Linked DNA regions of Mus musculus: all the other regions are linked to region 1. A link is a loop called in an ENCODE intact Hi-C map of the cell type or tissue named here. Cell type or tissue: gastrocnemius. All regions are shown on one strand.

Region 1 (5,000 bases):
ACATACACACACATATATGTGTGGCCTATATAAATGGCATATATTTTTATATAATATACATTATATATTGTATATATGGCCTATATAAATGACATACGTATAATATATATATTGTATATATGGCCTATATAAATGGCATGTATATACATACACACATACATATATAGTCTACTTTGGTCAGGTTGATTAAAGTCAGTGGAAGGGGGCAGTGATGAGCAAGGGAGGGCTCTAGAAAGAGCTGGGAGGGTAGATGGGAGAAGGAAAGAATTTAGATATGAAGCAGGAGGGGGGACTATTGGAGAGCAGGAGGGTACAGGGACTACTGTATTCACATCATCTTTACAGCTCTGCTGTCTGCAGCACTCAAATACTAGAGACAGCTCCCACGGCCTTCAGACTAGGGGATAAGCTGGCATGGAGGTCTGTATAATGAGCCCGGAAAAGGCACGAGGTAGTGATAGATGGCACAGTATGGATGAACCAAAGAACTGCTCCGCAGTACAAGCTAGACTCCAATGGTCATTCTGTAGGGTACCCCTTATTCCAAGTGTCCTTACTGGAGTACTGGGGATATAGGACCAGGGAGTTTGTTGGCCAGTCAGTCTAGCAAATACATTGAACTGTATGCTGATCTGTGGAGACAATCTGACCTCTGCATGTGCACGTACTTAGGAGAACACACACAAATACGGGGGTGGGGAGGAGAGAGAGAGAGAGAACGAGAACTATCTAAAGCAGACAACAGCAAAGGTCCAAACCAACTGAAAACCAGGAAAGCCAGACCGGCATGAAAGTCTCATGGGCTCCAGCCTGCACCTGTGTAATGAAGTCCCGGGCAACAGGGCAGGAGCTGCACTTGATGAATAGTGCCCGAGATCTCTCTAAAAACTGAATAAAGGAATCAACCTCAAATCTATGAAACTTCTCTAAAGTCCATGCAGAATAAAAACAAATTCAACACACCTAAACATATCATGGTGAAACTGCCCACCCTTTAAAGCAGTCTGAAGTCGGCCCGAGAAGCGGACGGAGCAGAGCCAGTGAGGGGACCACAGGGAAACCAGGGTGGCCTTGCAACTGGGGGACAGGGCATCTTTAATGAGGGAAGTCTGCCCTATAAATTTCCATAATCCGGGAAGATACCTTCCACTTGGAGGGCAAACGGGCAGAATAGGGCTCTAATTCTTTTGTAAGGCAGAAATGGGGCTTGTGATGGGGATCCCGTGGTGCACTGGTTGCCTGGCAAGCCTGAAGCCCTGGGTTCAATCCTGCTACTGTGTGGATCTGTAACCTCAGCTCTAAGGAGGTAAACACAGGACGGTACGAAGCTCAGGGTCATCTTTGGCTAGATAGTGAGTTCAAAGCCAGCCTGGGATATAATACCCGGTCTCAAAAAAAAAATTTTTTTTGTTGTTGTTGTTCCAAAGAAAAGAGGTGGGGAGAGAAAGAGAGGACAGAGTTAAATAGCAACCAAATAGACCTAACTGATTTATGAGAAATACTACATTCGACAGCTTCAGGGAAGGTTGAAGGGCCCATGGAGCAGAGTCTAGCAAAGCAGAGCAGGTACTCTGGTCTGTAATTCAGTCCCTAGGACAATCCCCTCTCAGGCACCACTGCCAAGCTTCCTGGCCACACACTGCCATTTCAACACCTTCATTTAACAAACGTGTGAATAGTACATTAGCAACTATTCTGAATGCCATACCATATTAGAGCTCTTTTATGGTCCTTATATAGAAAGTTCCCATTTCTGGATAAGGAAACTCAACCCCAGGGGTGTAAGACATTTGTTTGGTACACAGCTAGGAAACCACAGTTCCGAAGATGGACTGTAGCGGCATGAAGTCTGTAATCTTTAGAAGCCTGACTCCTTTTCTCATTAAGGTTGGCAACCAAACTAATTAGATTGTCAGGAAAACTGAGGCCCGTCTAGGGCGCACCCGACACTGGGTTTGTTCTCTGGGGGCACGTCTCTGGCAACAAACACAAGTTAAGAAGCCCAGACAAGTTGTGCACACCTGCTTTAATACTTCGTGGCAAGAGGCCAGGTGGACCCTGCTCTGAAAGCCTTGGCTGTCACCAGACGGGCGAAGGCTTTCTCCAAACAGCCGGCAGAGGGCGCAGGCGACCCTCTCTCAGGCGCCACTTCTGCAAACCGCGCGGGGCCAGCTGCAGGACGCCGGCAGTTTGGGGAGTTGTCAGTTCAGATCCGCAGCGTCGCCGGCTTCCTTCCTCTTTATCAGATCTGTCAGGGCCGCGGCGTGTCGTGAAGGCACCTCCGGCCTCCTTCCCTCCTTCCTGTGGCGAACGGACGCAGCCATCTAGCGAGCGAGCGACACTTCGCACCCTGACACTTCGCACCCCGGGGGCCAGGCGGGGCAGGGGGAGGAGCGACACCTGCTGCAAGATCGGTTCACGCGTGGGCCCTTTGCGCCTCTGCACCCTCTTCTCGCCTGTGCCCGGCACACTGCCAGGTTTGCGTGGCAGCTAGGTCGAGGTGGAGAGAAGGCGCTGCTGCCATCTTTCTAGGGGTCCCTGGACCCCGGTGGCTCCCAGCACGGTGCATGCATGGCTGTGGCCTGAGCCATACTGAGCGGTAGGTAGGTGCCACCTAAAAGAAAGAGGTGACAGTGCACGAAATATCTCTAAAGATCGGTGACATTATCTTCATAAAAAGTATCTTAGGGTCTAATAGAACGTGTCACTAGGTCTGCACTCAGAAGGGCCATTGGAGAGGAGGAAGGAGGAGTGGGGGAGGGGTGGAGTATCTTGAAGCACCTAGGACAACAGTCCTAAGCAAGAGTCCCCTTACTCTCTGACTCCCTCCCTAAACAAGAGCAAACTATTTGTAAATAAGACCGGCCCCAAACTCACAGAGATCCTCCTGCCTCTGTCTCCTGAGTGCTGGAATTAAAGGCATGTGTCACCATGCCAGGCTAGAGCAAACTATTTTCATTCAACTAGCTTTAACAGAAAAGTAACCTGCTTCCTCCCTTCCTTCTTTCCTCCCTCCCTCTCCCTCTTTTTCTCCCTCTTTTTTTTTTCTCCCTCTGTTCCCTCCTCCATTCCTCCTTTAGTGCCTAGTTAGATGCTGTCATCTCCCATGTTAGCAGGGGCTGGCCAGATTGACTTTTGGCCCAGCAGTGGGGCAGCCCAGATCTTACCAAGGGGATATTCAGCAGTCTCTCCGGGGATGCTAGGAGAGTCCAGCGGTCCCAGGGACACCTGCTGCGCTGCGTGCTCTGGCTCAGTGGGGTGTGGAAGAGGCTGGTCCTGTTCAGTCCGACAGGGATTTTAGGTCTGGGGAAAGCAGGAGGATTAGAGGAGGCTTGGGACACCTGAATCCCAGCACTTGGAGGTTGGGGGGAGAATTGGGAGGTCAATGCTGGGCAGTGGTGGCTCATGCCTTTAATCCCAGCACTTGGGAGGCAGAGGCAGGCGGATTTCTGAGTTCCAGGACAGCCTGGTCTACAGAGTGAGTTCCAGGACAGCCAGGGCTATACAGAGAAACCCTGTCTCAAAGAAACCAAAAAACAAAAACCAAAAACCAAAAACCAAAAAAAAAAAAAAAAAAAAAAAAAAAAAGCCCGAATTGGGAGGTCAGCCTCTGTTGGGCAGAAACTCCTTCAAAGCATCCAAACAATTTTGCCCCAGGCTGGGGAGATGACACAGTGGATAAAGTGCTAACAAATGGATCTGGGTAGACATGGCAACCCTGGGGAGGTGAAGACTGAGGTCTCTGGGTAAGCTGGCTAGATGACACTAGCCCTCCATCGTTAAGCCCAGGGTTTAATTGACAGAGCCTACTTTTATGAACAAGATGGAGGACAATGGAGGCAGATCTATCAACCTTGGGACGTCACAGACACGCCTACAGCCTACATATGCCCACTCGTACAGATGAGAACACACACACCCCATGACCTCACACCACATCTGTATGCTAACAGAAAAATGTTTTGCCTCCTCTTTAAAAGTTAAAAAACAAACAAACAAACAAACAAACCAAACCAAACCAAACCTGCTCCCTATTCCTACAGATCCTTCTGGGACTCAGGGGTCCCTGCAGGAACCTCGAGGTCACCTGTTTTGCAGTTTTGATCGGGAAATGTGAATAACTGTAAACACAGACCATCCCAAGTTCCCAGCCCGGGATCAGTTTTGCCACTGCCACTGGCAGTTGGTTTTTGAAGGGAAAATCCAGCAGGGCTCTGCCGTCACATTTGAACTTGACATTCTACACCTGCTTTTCCTTATCTGATGTCAAGTAGAAATCAATCATGACAGCAGGAAGCTGGATTGTCTCCAGCGTCTGTGTGACAAGGATGGCCAAGGCCGGAGTTCCTTGCCAGAGAGGGACTGCAGGGGGTTAGTGCTGATCTGGTACAAACCCTCGAGGCTCAATGGGGGCAGGATGGGGGTGGGGTGGGTGGATGGGGGCCGTAGCTATGGGGCCACACCTGTATCTTTATCCTCTCCTGCCAGATTTTACGGGTCTCTCCAGCTCTGGGGTAGCACAATGCCACTCGCCAGGCGCCAGGCCACAGGCAATCCTTGACACCCAGTGTCCATTTCAGGTTAAAACACATCTGTATGGGGCAGCCTGATGCTTTCCCAGTATCAGTGTCGTGGCTAGATGTGACTAAACAGAGACATTGGGTTTTTCTGTCTTCCACAAGCATCGGGAATAGCAAGGGAGAGCAATGTAAATAGAGACAGGCAGGCAGTGCAAGCCAGGCTTGAGGCTGATTCACGAACGCGCCGCTACGGACACCCTCACAGACATTTACCCAACCAACCTCAACTGACCCATGAAGGAACTTTGCAGAGAGAAAAAGACAAAGGGTGAAGAAGAAAGAGTACCGCTGTTTTGTTTTATTTGTTTTGTTTTATTTTATTTTTATTGCTTAGGCGATGACGAAAGTCTTTCTGCTCACTGAGAATGTTTGGAAAGCACCGGAAGCAAGAGGCTTGGCAGCAGCCCCACCCCCACCCTC
Region 2 (5,000 bases), 190 kb after region 1:
CCTCCATCCTCTCAGGTCCCCAAGAGGCCTGAGGACAGCTGTCATGCAGCCTGAGTGTGCCCTTTCCAGGAACTCACCAGAGACGCCTCACCAGGAAGGAAGGAAGAAGAGGAGGAGGAGGAATAGAAGGAGGGGGAGGACAAAGAGGAAGAGGCAGAGGAAGAGGAGAAGGAAGAGGGAAGGAAGAGAGGGAGGAGGAGGAGAGGGAGGAAGAGGCGCTACTCGTTGCCTACTGGTCCAGAGCTCCTCTACCAAGTGGGAGACAAAGAGAACTGTGGCCCCTTTTGTCAGCAACCCCAAGTTGGTGACAAACTCAGAGAGCATTCTTTTGTCTCCTCCCTGTCCAAACCCCTCTGATCTCTGGCCCAGCTCAGGTGGGGGCGGGGGGGGGGGGTGGTCCTGAGGCTCAGTCAGTGGAGGTAGAGGCAAGATCTGCATTTTAACAAATGCTAGCAAGCACCTGTCATGAAGCGGTCACCTGCCATTTCTTGAACGCCACTGGAGGAAGGAAAATTCAAAACTATAAGGCTAACCAGGGATTCAGGACTGTTGTTCCAGCTACTTAGGAAGCTGAGGCAGGGGGATTGGAAAGTCAAGGGCTGCAGAGCAAATCCAAGGCCAGTCTGGGCAAATCAATGAGACCGTGTGTGGAAATAGGGGCCTGCCTAGCATGGGTAAAGCCCCGAGTTTCATGGCCAACACTGTAGCACAATGTCACTTTGTGTCTGACTTGAGATGTGACTCATGCTGAGAGACACTGTCTGTATAATGAGGTGTCTGTGGGCTGTTTGCAGCTTTAGCTTTTATCTTTCATTGCATCTCCTAGATCATCTGCAATAAGCACCAGTTATTTTTAGTCAGAGCAGAACATGTGAGCCCTTTGTTGGGGACTCTGCCCACAAGAGCTAGCTGACCCTGCTCCCTAACTCTGGCCTCATGGAGGCTTGGCTCTTTGCTGTTGCCACACTTGTCCCCCAGCTCCCCACAAAAAGGCCTGACCTGGGACTTCTGGTTCAGATCCTTCCAGGTGCCCTCACAGGTAGCGTACTCTCTTCCACGAGCAGACCTGCAGCCAACAGGACCTTGTCAAGTGTGCAACACCATGGACGCCACCAGTGTTCTTCAGCTCAGAAGCCTTGGTCACGCCTGAGCTCTGCCCAAGCCTGCTGCTCTGCCCCTATGCCAGGTTCTGGGGTGATCCAGCCTGCCCTCAATACCCACCAGCCTGTCCAGTATCACAGAACAACCCTGGGTGGTTCTATACTGAATGTCCTTCTTTCATTGTGAGCTATGCTGGCTGTAAATGTGAACACAGGTTTGCAGGGTCTAGAGAGGCAACTTCTTCATGCTCACAGCCATGACGAATCAACAAGTAGGCTCCTTGTTCTGACATGGTCTTGCAGGGAGACCGTACCCAAATCAACCCAGCATCTCTGCATCGATAGACAATTCTGTCCAGTAATGAAACTGCTTTAAAGAGAGGTGGCAGATACCGGACACGCCTGCTGTGCCCTCCATGGCTTCACCCTGACAGACATTACTAATGAATCTTAGGATCCTTTGCTGTGGAGTCAAATCCATACCTCAGAATTTGTCTTAACACTGTGTACCAAGCAAAACAAACATTCAAGGCAAAAGCAGTTTACTTTTGTAACAAACTAGCTGATTAAAATGTAAAAAACCGTCAATCCTCAGTTCTCCAAGCTGAAGAACAGTGGTCAACACAGTGAACTGAGATGAGTTTTGGGTAAGAGTCCGCATTAAAGCCTGTTCGGAAGTCAGACTTCCTGCAGCCACCAACCATCATAAGCCAACTCCAGACCAACTACTTCCACCTTCCTGGAACCGACCGCTGGTCATTCGGCTGGCGCCCCCTACTGTCCAACAGTCTTTACTGCAAGTTTTCCATTTCCCCTCCTAGAGGAAGCACACACTGGCATGATCCCCGCACTGGGCCACACTGTCTCCTACTAACTGGGGAGGGCGGGGAGGAGGGGGTGGTTCTGTGTGACCCTGCTCTGTGTCTTCCCTTCCTCACCACATGTCATTCACACAGAGTTCTGTGGTCCATCCTCAGTTGGTAAACTCAGACCACCTGAGGAGAGGAGCCTGGTTCTTGGTCACACAAGTCCAGGACAAAACCAGGACTCGGAACTCTATAGTCCCAAATTTATGCTTTCTTTAGCGCCTTACCCTGTTCCTCCTCTCAAAAAAAGGCAGAAAAGCAGCCACCTTGGGCTCTGGAGCCCCTGGGATCCCCCAGGGCCTTCATCTATTTCCAGGTTGGCCTGGAACTGTGGAGAGATCTCTCTGGGGCAGTCCTCAGTCCCATGCCAGGGGCATCCCTTCCCCCACTTCTCTGAGCTCATCTCTTCACATGCTGGTGTGGGGGTGGGGAAAGGTGTGGTGGGGTCCCTCAAATGTCACTTCTGCTAGGAGCCCATCTTCCACCACCTGCAGGTCACACCACACTCCTCACTCTCTGTCTGTGTGGCCCTGAACATAGGGCAGGCACCCGATAATTACTTGTTGACTGGATAAATTAAGACCTCAAAACGGGAATAACAAAGGAGTCATGGACTGGGAACCAATGGGTTCGGGAATCGAGACTTGAGCTGGGTGTGGAGGCAAACACCTTTAATCCCAGCACTTGAGCAGGAGAGGAAGGCAGATTTCTGAGTTCGAGACCAGCCTGGTCTACATAGCCAGTTGCAGGACAGTCAGGACTACACAGAGAAACACCTCCTCTCCCTCTAGAAATAAATCTAGGTTTGGGGATACCCCCACTGTTGGGTAACCTTGGCAAATGTGTTAGTTACTCTACTCAGGGCTTAGACAAAAGTGACTTAAGAAAAGATCCAGTTTATTTGGGCTTAGAGTTCTAAGAGGCACAGTTTATCCTAGTGAGGAAGGTGTGGATGTGGGAACAAGAGTCACAGGACAGGTAGGAAGCCAAAAGTGACAAAGCTAGTGCTCGGCCCACTTCCTCCTTAGTGTGACGTCCTGGACCCCAATTCATGGGACGGTCCTACCCACATGTAGAGTGCATCTTCCCACCTGAATTGACCTAATCTAGAGGACTTCTCTCAGGCATAACCAGAGATTGGTTTCCATGGTGATTTTAAATTCTCATGAAGTTGACAATCGAGATCAGCATCATGAGTGGCAGCCTCTGAGCCTGGAAGTTTCTGGCAGGGAGACCCCTTTTGCAGAGTGCAGCCGAATCCTGAGCTCGATGAGGAGGGGAAGGAGCCAAGTCCCCTCGGGAAGGGAGAGAGTCCTGGTGAGCAACCCCACAGACCAAGCCAGCCTCTGGGATAAGTGCAGATGGCCTGCAGCTCCGAGTAGGAGGCCCAGAGACTGGGAGATAGGCCGCCCAGCCGCTGCCCAGGTGTGCCTGTTTGATCCCGGGGTGGGAAAGGGAGCCAGCAGCTTGACTGTGGGGCCCTCATCCCAGCTGGTGCCAGCGCTGGAGCCAGCCATGCCTGTGTCCAGATGACCTGGCAACACTAGGCATATGGAAAACTTGGGTGCTGCCAGCCTCAGGGGTAGAGGTCATAGGCCCTGCCCAGGGTCACAGGGGACTCATGGTTTCCATGCGCAAAGAGGTTTGGGGAGGAATGTGCAGTTCAGGTAGAGATGAGATAGGAGCTACCCACAGCTGCTAAGCAAAGGCTCGAAGGCTGCTAGGTAGGAATTGGATCAGGACCATGGCCAGGAAGGGCCACCAAGGACCCAAGCGTTACTTGGCCCATACGTTCAGGAACTGGAGCAATGGCTAGCTGCTCTCCATCCAGGCAGAAGTGGATGTAGACAGAAAGCAGGCTGGCCCTCTGACCCCTTCAATGACAGAAACATGTAAGGCACCATGTTCTAGATGGCCCCACAGTGACACTTCACCCATCAGTGTCTTAGTTAGGGTTTTACTGCTGTGAACAGACACCATGACCAAGGCAACTCTTATAAGGACAACATTTAATTGGGGCTGGTTTACAGGTTCAGAGGTTCAGTCCATTATCATCAAGGTGAGAACATGGCAGCATCCAGACAGGCATGGTGCAGGACTTGCTGAGGGTTCTACATCTCCATCTGAAGGCAGCTAGCAGAATCCTGGCTTCCAGGCAGCTAGGGTGAGGGTCTTAAAGCCCAAACTCACAGTGACACACCTACTCCAACAGGGCCACACCTCTAAATAGTGCCACTCCCTGGGCTAAACGTATACAAACCATCACAATCAGGAAATACTTTAGTCCCTAATTCTTACTAGGGTGGCAGTGACTAAGGGGAGATTAACCTAGGTTCAGATAAAGATCCCCTAAATACATTATCTCAGAATAACTAGGCAGAAAGTGGAAGGGGTGCAGGGAGTTCTAGCTGACATTTTATAAATGTCCCAAGAAGCCCTCAACACATGCACCTCCAACTGTGACTCTGCCTTCTGGCCATTCCGGATCCTGGTGCAGCAGAAACTGACGTCCTAGCCCTTGTTCCATCTCCTTCTACCTCTGATAGGGTCACCTCCTGACATCACCTCAGAGCCTGGCCACACCCCTCTGCGTGATAGCAATTCTAGGTTTCTTTGCTGGGCTGGAGGAGGTGGTCTCTGCCCTTTGGTTCCTCTGGCTATCCCTGTTCCAACTTAGCCCAAGAGGTAGGTGCTAGCTCCAGCTTAGACTTTGCAAATGGCAGCTTCCTAAGGTAAGTAGGTAACTTACCCTAAGATCCAGGGTTTGGGAGGCCCCTGCTCTAGAGGGGCTGGAAGAAGGGAGAAGGTGGTGGGCAGAAGCCCTCAGGGTGGGGACCCCATTCTGGACAAGGGATGGCCAGAGCACCTGAAGAATAAGCCCCATGACAGGGTGACAGTTCCTCCCTGTTCTGCCCCCTGCACCTGTCTTCCTTGTGACAGGTATCCAAAGGGAACTTCGCAAACTGTCGTCGGTCTACCTCAGCCCAGAAGCCCTCCAGATCTCCACCATGTGCAGCCTCCCACACCATCCCAG
Region 3 (5,000 bases), 140 kb after region 1:
TTTATTCTTAGAAACTCCACTCCAACCGGGCCCCCCGTTTTGTGGCTGGGGGGCGTCTAGGAACTGGGGCTCTCAGTCCGGGTCTGCCCTTTCCTGGGGCAGAAGCACAAGTCACGCGGCCTCCACAGCTGGCCGTGTTCCTTGTCTGTTCAGTTGGGGTGCAAAGCCCTGTCTGCTACCTCAGGGGGGACACTGTGTCCTGAAAGCCCACAGCTGGAAAGTCCCCATGGTTTTCATAAAAAGGATATAGCCAGGAAGGGAAGCAGGTAGCCCCAGCTCTAGGCCTGGCAGGTACAGGGCTGATCGGTACTTGCTTACTCTCAGCCTCGGCCTAATGTGAGACTTTGGTCAAGTCTACCAGTCATTGTATCCTCCCTCCCTCCCTTCCTTCCTTCCTTCCTTCCTTCCTTCCTTCCTAATAACTTATTTATTCATATTTTATGTGCTTTGGTGTTTTGCTTGCATGCATGTCTATATGAGGGTGTCACATCTTGGAGTTATAAGACAGTTGTGAGCGGCCATGTGGTTGTTGGGATTTGAACTCAGGACCTCTGGAAGAGCAGTCAAGGCTCTTCATCACTTAGCCATCTCTCCAGCCCCCACTGTCCTTTTCTTCTTGTGTATCTGTGCCTGTATTTACACACACGTGTGAGCATGTGCAGACGAGGGCACGTGCCTGTGTGAAGGCCAGAGGCCGGCCTCAGGTGTTCTGCCTCAGGAGCCTCTGATTTTGCTTTTGTTTTTGTTTTCAGTCAGAATCTCCTTGCCCTTGGGCTTGACAGATGGGCCAGGCTGAGGCTGTCTGGTCAGTGAGCTCGAGGGTCTGCAGGCTCTTTCTCCTTGGCGATCCCACCATATGCACACACCTGGCCCCAGAGCTGGGATTACAAGTGTGTACAACCACACCCAGCTTTATATGGGGTAAACTCAGGTCCTCATGCATATATAAGCCTCCAACCGAGCCCCTTCCCGGCCCCTCTGGGCCTTTCTCTATGGCCAGGGGACAGGTCTTAGCATCCAGGATGGTCACAGGACCCAGCAAAAACAACATGCACAGAGACACTCTGGAATGTTCTCAGTGGTACACTAAGAAGCACTTCTTAGTGGAACTGGACCCGAACTCACATCTTGTAGGCTTGGAGTTTGCTACCTGGCCCTGGGCCTCCCAGTGTGGGAGAGAATTCTCAACCCCTTGGACGGGCCACCAGAAGAAGGAGCCCACTTACCTGTTCCTGCCTCCATGGAGAAGTGACAAATCTCTTTGTCTGGTTCCAGCAAGTCTCTGAGATGCCATACTTGGGGTGGGACGGGCTCTGCAGTCCTGGATGGCCAAGCCCACAGTGGAGTGAAAGGCTAATCTGCCTGCAACAGGCCCACAGCCCATGAGCCTTAGGGACATCGGGGAGTTCCGACTCAGATTTTGTCAAATGCTTATAGGCAAAATTAAAAATAAAATAAAATGAAATGAAATGAAATGAAATAAAATAAAATAAAAAAGAGCAGTCTGCCTTCCTGCCTCGTCTGTAGAGGAGGAATAGGAGGAGCCCTGGCGACAAGGAAGAGGGAGGATCAGTTGGCATTCCGGTATGGCTCCTTTTTCTGGGAAGCTCAGAGCTCGCCACGTCTAGGTTGGCAATGGCTGGAGCTGAAGGAGTCAGCCCCATTCATACAGTCAGGCTGGGTCTGCCTGTACTATCCCCACCACCACCACCTAACAACAACGTTGTCACTGACACCCCCACCACCGGCAACATCACTTACCACGGTTGACACCATCTCACACCACTGTGACCATCACCGCCCTTACCACCTCCCCCTCCCCCACAGCTCACCGTCACCTTTGCCTCAATTACCAGCCACTACTGTCACCATCATCACCACCGCCACCACCACCACCATCTTCACCACCACCACAACTAACACCACCTCCTCTATCCCCACCAGACCCTGGGCCAGCCACTTTGCCTCTGTCACTACTACAGGAAAAGGACTCCCTTCTCCAACTGAAGCCTCGCCTACAGACTCACCCCAGTGGGGATGAGGGCCAGCCTCAGGGCTCTGCCATGGCTGCAGCAGTCAGACCTGCAAATGCCTGCTGCAAGATGAACATAAGCGCTCTTGGAGAAAGGGGGCAGAAGAATCTATTACAGAGAAGAGACATGTTGACCACACACACGGTCTTCGCAACTGACGGACGTGAAGTAAGACACATTATGCTTTTCAAATTACTCTTGGGGAGACAAAAGCACAGAAATTTAAAGGCTTGTCCAAGGCCAGGTATCTAATATAGAATGAGGCTGTGATTTGAACCCAGGAACCTCACACCAGAATCCCCAATCCTGACCACTTCACTACACTGCCAGATTGGAGGCCCAGACCCTCACTGTCAGCAGTATCATTGACCCTGCAGTTTTTAACCTAAGACACAGTAGACGCTCAACAAAAAGAAGCCAGTTTATTGATAATACTGAAGCCCCTCCCCCACTCCTGCTCCTTCCTTCCCTGAGCCCGCCAGGCCGGAGGCTGTTGCTGCAGTTCCATAGCCAGCCAAGAGAGGGCAGCATGCAAAACAGTTCAAGAACTTTCCCGGGGCGCCAGAAGGAATTGGGAGGAAGTGGAGCTAAGACTTTGTGGCTGGCGTGAAGGCAGTTAGTGACCCAGAACAAATTCAAACAGACTCTGATGAGACGTGTTCTCTCATCCTCAGCTGAGATAACTGAGGGCCAGAGATGGAAGCGTCCTTGTCCACGATCACACAGCCAGTAAGTGGCAGAGACAAGTTAACAGTTTCAGTCTTCTGATTCGTTTTTCCCTTACCCAAATGGAAGGCAAGGAGATAGACCAGGCCTCCTCGCGTCTGCAGGATAAGACCAGGAACAGGACTAGCCTATGGTAAAAGTGACTAGCCCTGGGCAACACCTCACACCTGCACATAGCCCGGCCGCCCCCTAGTGGCGATGACGGTCAGTTTTCGTAGGCTCTGATAGTCTCTGCATGACCTTGCTAGCTGAGTTCTTCCTGAAGTCACCACTGCAGCTCTGGCGAATATGGTCTCACTCCTGGAAGACTCCTGGAAGGGGGAGGGGCTCTACTTTCACAGAGACGAGACCCATTTTCTTCTAGGAATAGCATCCTCTGATGAAGAGCAGAACTTACAAAATTTGCAGAGTGCCAGTTGGTGAGACTTTGGGGGTGGGGTGATTAGATAAGGAAGAAGAATAGAGTACATTTTAGAGAAGAGTGGAGTTATTAGCTGTGTCCAGAGGTGCCTGAGCAGCTAGCCCAGTGGAGAAGAAATGAGCGAGAGATGCAGACAGCATTCCATGCAGATGAGATAGCAGTACAGAGGCCCTCGGGCTGCTCTCCGGGGCTCACGTAGATAACATAGATACAGACCACTGTGGTTCCCACTTCTCGGAGACTCCTAACTTTTCGAGGATCTTTTGAGCCTTGTAGGGAAGAAACAAAGGTTCAGAAAGGTCATGTTGGAGGTCACAGGGTAAATCAGTGGCAGAGTTCAACTGAAACCCCAGGCTTCTGCCTCCCAGGTCAGGCTATTTAGAGAGTGGCCTTGGATTCCAAAGTTTCTATAGCATATCACCACTGGCATACACACACACACACACACACACACACACACACACACACACACACACACACCTGAGGTGTGAGGGGCAGGACATAGTCTCCAAAGTGTGGATCCATTCAGGATAGGTGCCAAGAGCACCTCAGGCATGGTCTGATGCACCCAGCCATAGTGGGGCTGTAAGTGGGACATCTCCTGTGCCTCCCCCTCGGGGTGGAGGAAGTCTGCTCAGAGAGCTCATGTGCTTGCCAATTGGCAGGGGTGAGTGGCCACCAAACATCAGAGGCAGGATGACCACTGCCCAGGCCAGGAAGCAGGGCTCACCTGTGGCCATGGTCAGCATCCAGCCAGGGCTGAGGTTTGGAGCTGGACCACGGATCTCGAATCAGGCTGAGAGTCAGCATGGGGTTTGGTTCAAGGGTCTGTGGCAAGGGACAGTTACCAGGCTGGGTTCAAATAAGAACTCATCCATCGCCAGAGAGCAGAATGGCCAAGGTTGAGGCTCTCTGTGGCTAGAGGGAAGGGTAGACATGTGGGCCAGGCAGGGACAAAGTCACAGTCACAGGCCTGATCCTGAGGGCTGGACAGAGGAAACAGGCAGGTTCACTTCCACCCTGCCAATCTCAGCCAGGCTGGGCAGCTCAGCCTCCCACCACCCTAACCAACCCCATGGCTAGTGGTCTTGGCTGAGATAACACTGTGCCTTCACATCTTTCTGTAGCTGTGCTAAAACACTCTGAGAAACGCAGTTTAAAGGAGAAACAGTTTGTCTCGGGAATCCAGGTTACAGAGCATCATTGTGGAGAAGTTAAGTCAGCAGATACTTAAAGCAGCCACCCACATTGTATCCACCATCAAGAGCAGCTAGAGATGAATTAATGCATGCATGCCAGCACTCGGCCCCTTCTCCACTCTTACACAGCCCAGGGAATAGTGCCACCCACAGTGGGCAGGCATGCCTGATCTACACAGTCCCTCATTGACACTCTTTCCAAGGTGATAACTTCAGTCAAGTTGAGAACTAACAGTAACTACTCCCATTTAGCAGACAGAGGTACTGAGCCCAGGACCTGCCTAGCTTCCTTGGTGTGTCCCTGCACATCTGTGACCAAAGGGATCGCAACTGAACCAGTCAATTTAAGGGAGCAGAGATCGTGAGCTGGGGGAAGACAGGTTGTAGTGAGGACTGGGATCTTGTGAGCTCCAGGAACTATTCATTGGCAGCTGCTGGGAGGTCTGGCCATTTGCTTGTTCATTGATGAGTTTATTTGACAAATGCCTCCTTCTTGGACCTCTCTGGGTCTCGTTTCCTGAGTGGTTATTGGGAACTAATGAGAGTGCAGGCCCAGAGAGTGGGTGTGAGTTCCAAACACAGAGAGTGCACAAGGGTGCCGGTCTCCCCACCATCTCCCCA

The links. A loop is a pair of places that touch in the nucleus more often than their neighbours do. Peaks named below come from ENCODE experiments on the same cell type or tissue, not always from the same donor. Only the 100,000 strongest peaks of a DNase experiment are listed, where the experiment ranks them.
Region 2: it touches region 1 in a loop (2.1-fold over the local background); 21 of 42 quality-filtered maps call a loop at or near these places.
Region 3: a loop joins it to region 1, with 6 times the contacts of the local background. A loop is called at or near these places in 26 of 42 quality-filtered maps.

The regions. Positions count from the first base shown.
Region 1 is chr4:135,203,641-135,208,640 of GRCm38, reverse strand. No RefSeq gene overlaps it. Among named protein-coding and RNA genes, the nearest start is that of Runx3, 54 kb to the right of the region's middle. In gastrocnemius, a CTCF peak has its summit at 2,119 (motif pointing right); DNase peaks (open chromatin) are centred at 2,116, 2,409, 3,227 and 4,321; H3K4me3 peaks cover 1,175 bases; H3K27ac peaks cover 328 bases.
Region 2 is chr4:135,015,119-135,020,118 of GRCm38, reverse strand. No RefSeq gene overlaps it. Among named protein-coding and RNA genes, the nearest start is that of Gm42327, 34 kb to the left of the region's middle. In gastrocnemius, a CTCF peak has its summit at 1,875 (motif pointing left); a DNase peak (open chromatin) is centred at 1,886.
Region 3 is chr4:135,064,875-135,069,874 of GRCm38, reverse strand. No RefSeq gene overlaps it. Among named protein-coding and RNA genes, the nearest start is that of Gm42327, 16 kb to the right of the region's middle. In gastrocnemius, CTCF peaks have their summits at 2,533 (motif pointing right) and 2,971 (motif pointing left); DNase peaks (open chromatin) are centred at 2,548 and 2,950; H3K4me3 peaks cover 394 bases; H3K27ac peaks cover 209 bases.